2 separate regions of the Mus musculus genome follow, and region 1 is linked to region 2. The links are chromatin loops, found by intact Hi-C in ENCODE. Cell type or tissue: gastrocnemius. All regions are shown on one strand. Links, peaks and the distances in the headings refer to the core of each region. The heading gives the core; the rest is flanking DNA.

Evidence for each region. A loop is a pair of places that touch in the nucleus more often than their neighbours do. Peaks named below come from ENCODE experiments on the same cell type or tissue, not always from the same donor. Only the 100,000 strongest peaks of a DNase experiment are listed, where the experiment ranks them.
Region 1: it touches region 2 in a loop (8-fold over the local background); 1 of 42 quality-filtered maps calls a loop at or near these places.

Annotation. Positions count from the first base shown.
Region 1 is chr9:108,851,696-108,857,064 of GRCm38, forward strand. Celsr3 (cadherin, EGF LAG seven-pass G-type receptor 3) reads left to right here. Exons shown (of 36, transcript NM_001359572.1): 36 at 1-1,274. Slc26a6 (solute carrier family 26, member 6) reads left to right here and starts at 2,348. Exons shown (of 20, transcript NM_134420.4): 1 at 2,348-3,139; 2 at 4,082-4,247; 3 at 4,328-4,467; 4 at 4,637-4,747; 5 at 4,981-5,129; 6 at 5,246-5,369. The coding sequence starts at 4,129. In gastrocnemius, for the core only: a CTCF peak has its summit at 2,410; DNase peaks (open chromatin) are centred at 2,358, 2,854 and 3,753; H3K4me3 peaks cover 3,928 bases; H3K27ac peaks cover 3,893 bases.
Region 2 is chr9:108,933,556-108,938,924 of GRCm38, forward strand. It overlaps Uqcrc1 (ubiquinol-cytochrome c reductase core protein 1), which reads left to right and starts at 3,093. Exons shown (of 13, transcript NM_025407.2): 1 at 3,093-3,232; 2 at 3,461-3,601. The coding sequence starts at 3,164. In gastrocnemius, for the core only: a CTCF peak has its summit at 3,047 (motif pointing right); a DNase peak (open chromatin) is centred at 3,101; H3K4me3 peaks cover 2,255 bases; H3K27ac peaks cover 1,588 bases.

The sequences.
Region 1 (5,369 bases), core at 110-5,109, 82 kb before region 2:
TGAGTCAGGCCCCACCTGCTCTTTCCCCTTCTCTTCCCCACATTGATCTGAACGTTGTTGTTGGGGCCCAGGGTGCAAATTTGATCTTTGCATTTTCTCCGATGCCCCTAGGCCAAACTCCTGTTGGGGGGGGGGATTGGTCTTGGAAACAGGGGTTCCTCCATCCTCCTCCTGAGGGCTCACGTGCTCCACTCCTCCCTGTGGGTGTGGATATGTATTACATGGAGTCCCTGCCGCTTACTGCCTTAAGACCTAGGACTGATGCTGCAGGTGCTGGTGGAGCAGCAGAAGTCATGTTTACAGATCAAGGCTTCCCTTTCTCCCTTAGGGAGGGACTTGGGCCTCTAATCAGACATTCCTAGGGGGGTGGGTGGAGGGGAAACTCCTTTGTCCCTCCTTCACTTGTCTGTGGTGCCATTGGTTCATTACACTGTCCCCTTGAGGGATGAGGGGGGCAGTGAGCAAAGGGAGCAGAAACAAGGGAACCCAAGACCCAGAATGTAGGTAGGTGCCACCGCCTCTCACTGCTTACAGGATCCTCCCTGGCACCAGGCTGCAGCAGTGGCTGCCCCACCTTCTGTTGGTCCCTTATAAAGGGACAGGTAACTGTTAGGATCCTGCTCACAAAACTCTCTTGTTAGTTGTCTGATGTCCAGTGCTGGGGACTTTACATTTTTGTTACTTTGTTTACAGATCAAGATTATTTTTTTAACATGGTTGGGTTTTATTTATTGTTTACAGCTTCAACCATTGAACTTACACACTTTGTTTTATAGTTCAGAATGTTTCCCCCTCTTTGTTTACAAGTGAAAGGTAGAAAAAGTGGGGGAGGGGCCTAAAAGACCCACCTGCGATGCCCCTGGACCTGGCCATCTTGAGGTAGGCTTCTAATCCCAACTTTTCCCAGGTCAAAGGTCAGCTGAGTCTTCTAACAGCTTGCCCCGAAAGTGGCTCAGGACCGGGGTTCTGTGCAGCCGCCACCCACCCCTACCCTGTGTTTACTCTTGGGAGGCAGTTTCTGAGATTCAAAAAAATCCCACTTCACTGCCTGTGCCAAATCCCACCAGCCAGGTCCCCAGCTCTCTTTACCCAGACTGACCCCTGCCCTTGAAGGGCTGAGAGGCCTGTCGGTTGGGAGAGTGTCCTTGCTATGTCCTAGGTTCTGTAGATGCCCGTCTCTGGGGTCCCCTTCCAACAGTGGCCCTCTTTCCTGTCTGTGTAAATTGTTCCGTGAAGCCGCGCTCTGTTTTGGGAATAAACTTCTATAGAAAACACTTGTTCCTCTTTCTGTCTCAGCTGTTGAGAATACTCACCCAGGATGACCTTTGTAGGACTCTGAGCTCTCCTCCCTCCAAAATAGCCAGTTATTTTTAGCCCATTTCATGGGAGATTTGGACCAGGTTCCCATTTCTTTCTGAAATATGGCCTCTCACCTTGTGACTGGAGCCTGAAGTTGGAGCGCAGGAGCTGCGCCAAGAGAAGCCACTTTCCTGGTCTAGGCAGTCATATGAGGGTTTCCTTAATATCCAGAGGCTGACATTTGTGGCCCTGCCCATTAGTCACCCCAAACCTAGGCGTTCCCACTTCAGTTCCTGCTTACCCACCCACACTCTGGCCCTTACTGGTCTTTTCTCACTTGGATCAGGCCAGAGCTTCCAGACCTGGAAAGGATCCTGAGTGCTCCATTTCCAGTCTAGGCAGCCAGGTGTGAAAGTGAAAGGGGGGGGGGGGGCTTAAGAAGCCACCCATGGTGACAAATACCTTTGATCTCTTCTTTAATCCCAGCACTCACTAGGCAGAGGCAGGTGGATCTCTGTAGACAAGTCTGGTCTACAGAGAGTTCCAGGACAGCCAAGGCTAAACAGAGAAAACTTGTCTGGAAAAAAAGAAATGGAGGTGGGGTGGGGCTGGTCTTGAGGACCACTGTGCCAGGTCTCAGAAGGAAAAATCTGAGGGTGATACTCACAGCTTGGTGGTCCCTGAGAGACCCTACAGGCCTAGATCTCCCACAGTTGAGGCTGGGGCCCCTGGTTGCACACCTAGGCATCCAGATCGGTCAAGAATGTCTCCTCTGCATAAAGTGGGGACCTTCTACAAAGCATACAATTAGGTCCAGCCACTTAAGGGCACAGAGGCATAACATTGGCCAAGCGTAGCGCTGGGCCTTCGTTCCAGTCCTCCAGTCTCAGCAGAATGCTCCAGCTCCCAGCAGGTTAACAAGAATCGCAGGCAGGGACAGAAGCTAGGCCGACGGGAAGGAAAGGGTTAAAATTTTATTCTCCGGGCTCGCCCCGCCCAGAGAGTATGACTTGGATTCCACCCCCAGAATTCTGATTGGTCTGATCTTGCACATCCTAGCGGTGGAGCTTGCGGCCGGCCAAGTTCTGGGCCTGGCGCCACCTTCTAGCCGGTAGTGGCCTCCTGGGGGAGCTGTTTGAAAAGCGGTACACGAGTTACCCTCTGAGGGCCATGGGACTTCCCGATGGGTCCGGTGAGTTGCAGGGCGCTGCCCAAATTCCGCGTGCCCGCGAAGCGCTAGTAGTTCTGTGACTCCCGGCCTGGGTCAATTCAGGAAGGGAACCTCCAAGTCCCCGACAGGCATTTCCCGTCTGCGGAGCCTTAGTTTACCGCCTTGCCGATTTTCCGAAGGAGGTTATCCATCAACAGCGAGGGATGGGGGCGGGCTCTGGCGCGACCCCAGCTCTTGAGGGTTGTACTGAACGTCCCTGGAGTGCTAATAAGGGCGCTGCAGGGAAGTTGCTGCTTACCGAGGAGTCCTGGCACGGGAGGTGTGCCAGCTGGGCGCGTTGGGACTGGGAGAGAAACCGCTGCAAGACAGGCTCTAGCCAGGCGGTGGACCAGCCGCGGCCTGAGTCGGCAGGGTACTGTTCACATTTGTCGCTGCCGGCCCTTGTGCCCTCCCAAAGGGAGGTGCCAAGCATCAAGGCTCCGCCCTCCAAGGCGCGTGCCGCCTGGTAAGGGGAGGGAGCCCTTTAAGAAGACTTGAGAGATCTTGAAGGAGGGGAGAGGGGCCGCTGAGATCTCCTGGAGCCCGCGGTGCAGAGAATCTCTGAAGATCTTCCTTGCGTCTGCACTGCTCCCTCCTCCATTGGATACCCAGGTTAGAGAGTCTTCCCAGGTGAGTTCCTACCCCTCTGGTGGGATTCTCTCCCCTGGTTATAGCCTCTCCTAGATCAGAACTCACAGGTGATATCTTTCCCACAGGCTAGCCCCTCCCCCCTGCCCACTCCAAATTTGTTTCCCCTGAAATATATTTATAGAGAGCTGCATTCCATATGGAGGCACCCCCCCCCCAGATCAGAGTTTCTTCTGAGAGACCCCCTCAGATCCTATTCTCTGGTAAAGTCTCCCACTTCCGAGAGAAGTGCCTCTCCAGAGAAGTGCCTCCCGATGAGAGATTCCCACACCCCCGGTCAGAACTTGCCTGGCTGGTGAAAGCTTTCAGGGCAGAGTTCCCTCCAGGTTGGATTGGCTTCCAAAAGCTCCTGTTCCCAGGTGAAGTCTCTCTACTTCGAGTGGGAGCCTGTCAAAACTCCCTGGAGGTGAGAGCTTCGACCCTGGAGTCTTGCTGGACCCTGTCCTGAAACTGGAGGGCAGTATTGCTTACAGACCTCTGGTTTGCTAGTTCTTATCTGTCAACTCGCTCTCAGCCAACAAGGTTGGGCTCCTGGTGGAAAAGCTGGAAAGGGGACTGGACAGGAATTGATTCAGGGAAGGAAGCCAAGGGCCTGAGAGGTAGGGGCTAGGAAGCGCAGTCAGTTTGGACCTGGACCCAGACCTGGACTTGGACTTGAAGTGGTACTCGGGGCTGGGCAGCCACACCTGAGCTGGATGTGTGGGCATGCTCATCCATCTCTCCCTTCCGGAGAGACTTTGGCCCAGAAAGAGTCTTCCAGCAGCCAAAGTTCAGATACTGCCTCTGTCAGGGTGTGAGCACGGGGCCCTCAGAGACCAGCAGAGTTAGCTCTACCCTTGATCTTTGAGCCCAGAAAACTCAGGTATGTGGCTCTGTGGTCCCAAGTAGAAGTTCTATTGTATATCTGTGGTCTCACCTCTCTAGACCAAGGGACACATCAGACGCAGGCACTCCTGTCTGCAGCCCAAGAAATGGAGCTGCAGAGGAGAGACTACCATGTGGAAAGGCCATTGCTGAACCAGGAGCAGCTAGAAGATCTGGGGCATTGGGGCCCAGCGGCGAAGACCCACCAGTGGCGAACTTGGTTCCGGTAATGATGAGGGGAGAGGTTCTGGGGGTTCTTTCAAGGCCCAGACAGTCCACCCTGTAACAGACTTTTCTCCGTCCTAGATGCTCCCGTGCTCGGGCCCATTCTCTTCTGCTCCAGCACGTTCCAGTCCTGGGCTGGTTACCCCGGTATCCTGTGCGTGAATGGCTCCTGGGTGATCTGTTATCTGGCCTGAGTGTGGCCATCATGCAGCTTCCTCAGGGTGAGCTACCTCCAACCTCAGGGTTGCAAGTTCTGTGGTCTGTGAAGTGTCAAACCAGAAGCCAAGACCTCTGCTCTTGGAGCTATGACCCCCTGAGCCCAGGGCTTGGAGTCTCTATCTTTTTGATACCCTGTTCTTCAAGTCTGCATTGCTACTGTTTTATCTGCAGGCTTGGCCTATGCCCTTCTGGCGGGATTGCCTCCTATGTTTGGTCTGTACAGTTCTTTCTACCCCGTCTTCATCTACTTCCTGTTTGGTACCTCCAGACACATCTCTGTGGGTAAGTGGAGTCAGGCAACCCTTTCATAGAGGGCAGGGCAGGACAGGTTAGAGAAGAAGGAAGTGGCCTATGAATCGCCCCAAGCAGCACTAGGAAACTGTAGGGCTTCTTAGGTGCTGAATATCTCAAAGCCCTGGCTTCAGGGTGAATGATCTAGTCCTTGGGGCTGGGAAGTTCTTAAAGACCTGCCCAGCCTGCCCACGATCCAGACTTCCCCTGTCCTCCCCCTGAAGGGACCTTTGCTGTAATGTCTGTGATGGTGGGCAGTGTGACAGAATCTCTGACAGCAGATAAGGCCTTCGTGCAAGGCTTGAATGCCACAGCTGATGATGCACGCGTGCAGGTGGCCTACACACTCAGCTTCCTGGTCGGCCTCTTCCAGGTACGAAACAGCCATCCTAGCATCTGACTTACACTGTGACCCTCTCTGATCCCCCACATGCCCTTGGCTGTGCCTGTGACTTCCACCTCCCCTGACTTTCCCCGGCCACCCAACAGGTGGGGCTGGGCCTGGTACACTTCGGCTTCGTTGTCACCTACCTGTCAGAGCCTCTGGTCCGCAGCTATACCACGGCTGCATCTGTGCAAGTCCTCGTCTCTCAGCTCAAGTATGTGTTTGGCA
Region 2 (5,369 bases), core at 265-5,264:
CTGTTTCCTTTCAGGGCTTTCGATCGTACAAAGCCTGTGAAGGAAGGCCCAGTTGATCATTGTTTATGGCTGTCTTACACAGGCTTCCAAAGGATACACTATTATTATTACTATTATTATTATTATTATTATAGCATTAAATTGAAAGTCTGGAATGGTTAAAAACAAAACACACTGAATTACAAACCAGTGAAGCCTAAGACAGGCAAATGTAATGTACTGTCCTGAGTTAGAAAAAGGACACTAGGTTAAAACAACAACAACAACAACAACTCAAGGAAATCCGTGCAAACTATGGACTTTAGTTAATAACTAACTAATAATGGCCTGCTAATAGTAATAGGTGAGCTGTACGAAGGTACGATGTCGGTAAAGGGAGCGGCTTGCTAATGCTCTCGAAGAGCATGAGGAACGTCTATACCATCTGCTCACAGTTCCTTAAGAATAAAGCTGCTCTAAAAATGGCTCCGTAGCAAAGGCGCTTTCTGTACAAACCAGGTGACCCGAATTTGACGCCTGGAATCTATGCAAAGGTGGAAGGAGAGAACAGAGACCCCAGTGTTGTTCTTTGAACTTTGAACACATGTGGGGACATCCCCCACACATGCATATATCATGTGCGCACACACAAGTAATAGATAAAAATAATCTTAAACTAAAAATCATGTTTTCAGAAAGCTGAAAGAGAGCTAACAGTGTGACTAAGTTGGTAGCATTTGCCTAGTGTTTGTGAGAACCTGGTTTTACTGCTCAGCACCACAGAAAGCAGCTGGTGGTCCTTACCTATGATCCTATTACCTGGGAGGGGGAGGTAGAAGGATCAGAAGTTCAGGTTATCCAAGGCTTCAAAGTGAATTTGAGGCCAGCTTGGGCTACACATGACCCAGTCTCTCCAAGAAAAGGAAGCAGGTAAGTTAGGTTTGTTTTTTGTTTTTTCCTTTGTGTGCCTGCGACAGGCCTTCACTATAGATCCCTGGCTCACTGTGCAGACCAGGCTAGCCTGGAATGCTGCACAAGGCTTAGTTACCTCTGCCTCCTGAGCACTGGGATTAAAGGCGCTTACTACCTTATCCAGCAGCAAAGAAGATTTTATTTCACTTTATTTTCCTCTCTAAATCGTACTTTTGGTCCACAAAATGTTAATCAATACACACAAAGGATCTTTTATCTGATTTCAGATAGTTTTTTTTTTATTATTGATAATTTTTCTCACTGTGCTTGAAATTAGCATTTTCTTAATGTTTAACTTCAAAGAGTTTTTGCCATTTTGAAAATTTTAAAATATACTTAATGGTAAAATAATTTCTCTCCTACAAACACTGATAATTTTTTTTAAGTAAACTGGTTGTTAGACAATGTACACAGATATATAATGCATTTTAAATACTCTCTCACTATGTCAGGTGGTATCATATAAGGGCTTTTGAACACACATACACACACACACACACATATATATGTTTTTATTTTTATTAGATATTTTCTTTATTTACACTTCAAATATTATACCCTTTCCTAGTTTCCCGTCTGAAAACCCCCTATCCACTCCCCGCTCCCCCTGCTTCTCAACCCACCCACTCCTGCTTCCTGGCCCTGGCATTCCCCTATACTGGGGCATAGAACCGTCACAGGACCAAGGGCCTCTCCTCCCATTGATGTCCGACTAGGCCATTCTCTGCTATATATGCAGCTAGAGCCATGAGTCCCACCATGTGGTTTCTTTGATTGGTGATTTAGTCCCAGGAAGCTCTGGGGAGTACTGGCTAGTTCATATAATTGTTTCTCCTATGGGGCTGCAAACCCCTTCAGCTCCTTGGGTCCTTTCTCCAGCTCCTTCATTGGGGACCCTGTGCTTCGCATCCAATAGATGGCTGTGAGCATCCACTTCTGTATTTGTCAAGCACTGGGAGAGCCTTTCAGGAGACAGCGTTATCAGGCTCCTGCCAGCAAGCTCTTGTTGGCATCCGCAATCGTGTCTGGGTTTGGTGGTTGTTTATGGGATGGATCCCCAGGTGGGGCAGTCTCTGGATGGTCATTCCTTTAGTCTCTACTCCAAACTTTGTCCCTGTAACTCATTTTTTATTGTTTTGTTTTGTTGAAACAGGGTTTCTCTGTGTAGCCCTGGCTGTCCTGGAACTCACTTTGTAGACCAGGCTGGCCTCGAACTCATGAATATATTTCTTAATGATTAATTTTTAATATTTTATGCTCTTTTACTATGCTTAACTCCCAAAGAATATTTTGCATGTTTTGAAACAATTTAGTATTCAACATTAGATATAGGATCCTCAGTTATGGATAGTATTAAATATTCATTAATGATATTTTAGGGTATGAAAGGATATGAATATAAAAGTTGAAAAAAATTTATGGATTATTTGATTCTCAAAGTACTCAACATTATTAATATGTTTGATGTATAAAATGCATTTAAATAATAAAAAATTAAGAAAAAAAGTAAACAAAAAGTTTTGAAATAATCACAAAATAGAAAAAACTTTTTTGCTTAGTTATTTTATTCCAAACAAGGAGCCCTATTCCACAAATTACCTCTACATTGTTCCTCTTTTCATACACACGTTTTTTTTCTTACGTTTTGGAGACACTGTCTTACACAACCCAGGGTAGTTTTGAACTCCTTACACAAGAGAGGAGGATGTCCTTGAACTCCTGATTCTTCTGTGTCTCCATTTCCCAAGTGCTATATATTTGGCAATATATTATTAAACGTCTTTCAAGTCAACCATTTAAGCATATTTTATTCTTTTAAACTAACTTTAGTGGACACCTTCTTGCACAGACAGGCAAGTGCTTTAGCCCTTGGGCTCAATTGTGCCTAGCCACTGCCCTCCAGGTTTCAGAGCTGCTGCTGGCGTACAATGCATCTCCCACAGTTGCATACCGCCTCCCTCAGGTGGAAGAAGGTGATGAATAGAACCTGTCTCAGATGGGACCAGATGAAGGGCCCCTCCCTCGCAGGTTGATAAATGTCCCGAAGATCCTAGAGGCACACGGACCAAATGACTACATGCGATCAATTCTTGCTAACGTACTTGCTGCCCAACAGGGGGCGACTGAGCACCAAGTCTTCCTTACAGCGCTTGCGCCTCAGACTCCGCTCTGCGCATGCGCAGCGCGGCTCTACACTGACGGAAGTTAGAAGATGGCGGCGTCCGCAGTCTGCCGAGCGGCCTGCTCCGGGACGCAAGTGCTACTTCGCACCCGCCGCTCGGTGAGGTGGCAGTGAGACGTTGGGCTGCAGGGCCCAGGGCTTTCGTACACAGATGAGGAGCAGGCTGTCTCAGCAGTGGCGGGTCGGAGTGGGGAGGTCGCGGGGGTCAGGGCCGTGGGAAGGTCATGGCGGAGGGCGGGGATGGTTATCTGCTCTGGCTTGGGTTTGAGAGCCGAGGTCCCAGAGGCTTGGCGAGCAGTTCTTGCAATGGTCGCCTTCTCCCTTTAGCCGGCCCTGCTGAGGTTACCTGCCTTGCGGGGTACCGCAACCTTCGCCCAGGCCCTCCAGAGCGTGCCGGAGACCCAGGTCAGCATCTTGGACAACGGGCTGCGTGTGGCCTCGGAGCAGTCCTCGCATGCTACCTGCACGGTAAGTGTGCGCCAGTCCTCTAGGTGAGGCCCGCCGTGTTGTCCCAGGTTGGGATGTGACCTTGGGCTCCAGTCTTACATGTTTTGGGTGGAGACTGGCTTACTGCCGGGGCTTATCCCTGTACCTGACTTCAACCCTGCCTTAACCCGGCAGCCAACATTATGGTGCTTGCCAAAGACGGGGCCGAATTCTCTCCTCCAGCTTTTCGTTCTACCTCCCCGAGAGAAGAGATTATTCTCTTGCCACGAAAAAGAATGAGATTTCACAGACTTTAGGTTATTTACAGAAAGACATCCAGGTCTGTTAGACTCACCACCTAGGCTATGTAATTTGTAGACGTAGCCAGGAATACACTTCAAGAAATGCCTCTGAAGGACGGGGAAGATGGCCCAGTGGGTAAAGAGCTTGGTACTCAAACATGGGTATCTGAATTTGGAGTCCTCAGTGTTGTGATTTAGGTCTAACACCAATACTCTGAGGGGTGGAGACTAGTGTGTCTAAGCCGGTCTTACTTTTACCTACACGAGTGGCTTACATGTGTGTATGTGCACCATGTCTGTACATAATGCCCTTGGAGGTTGGAAAAGGATATTAGAACCCCCAGAGGGCTGGTGAGATGGCTCAGTGGGTAAGAGCACCCGACTGCTCTTCCGAAGGTCCGGAGTTCAAATCCCAGCAACCACATGGTGGCTCACAACCACCCGTAATGAGATCTGATGCCCTCTTCTGGTGCGTCTGAAGACAGCTACAGTGTACTTACATATAATAAATAAATAAATAAATAAACAAATCTAAAAAAAAAAAAACAGAACTGGAGTTACAGGTGGTTGTGAGCCACCGTGAGGGTGCTGGGAATTGAACCTGGGTCCTGTGGAAGAGCGGTTCCTAACCCTACACAGTCTCACCATCCCACGTACACATACGTAAAAATAAAAATTTTTTTTCTCCTTTTTTTTTTTTTTTTTTTTCTTTTTTAAGATAGGGTTTCTCTGTGTCGTCCTGGCTGTCCTGGAGCTCACTCTGTAGAGCAGGCAGGCCTCGAACTCGGAGATCCATCTGCCTCTGCTCCCCAAGTGCTGGGAAGAAAGGCATGAGCCTCCAATGCCTAGCTCAGAAGTAAGGATTCTTAAAACAAAAAACAAAAGATTTAGAGTAATCAGAAAAAGCACCCAGTTTCCTCTGCCCTCCGCAGATATTTGTGTGGTGGAGTGTGCACACGCATGTATGTGTGGCACTTGCACACACGAAAGAAATGCCTCTGAAAGACTGGGAAATGTAACTTGGGTGGAGCCTTTGCCTACTGAGTGGAAAGCCATGAGCTTTATAGCACTGAAGGAAGACAAAGAGTACCTTTGAAGATTACAGTGAATTGGATGCTCTTTGGTTAGGAGGGCTGGCCGCTCTTGCACAGGACCAGATTTCAGTTCCCAGCACCTTTATTGGGCAACTTCTAACCACCTGTAACTCCAGCTCCAGGAGATCTGACACTTTCTTCTGGCTTCTCTGGGTACCTGTGTACGCTGGTACACAGAAACACAAATACTTTATTTAAAATTGCAAATTGGCCAGGAGAATTGACTCTGGTTTATAGTACTTGTTCTCTTTCAGAGGACCTGGCTTCAATTCCCAGCACCCACGCAGTGGCTCACAGCCAGCTGTAACTCCAGTCCCAAGGGATCCTGTACCCTCTATGGATCTGACCTCCATAGGCACGCATATACATACACGTAGGCAAAACACTCATCCACATAAAATAATGAATGTAGAA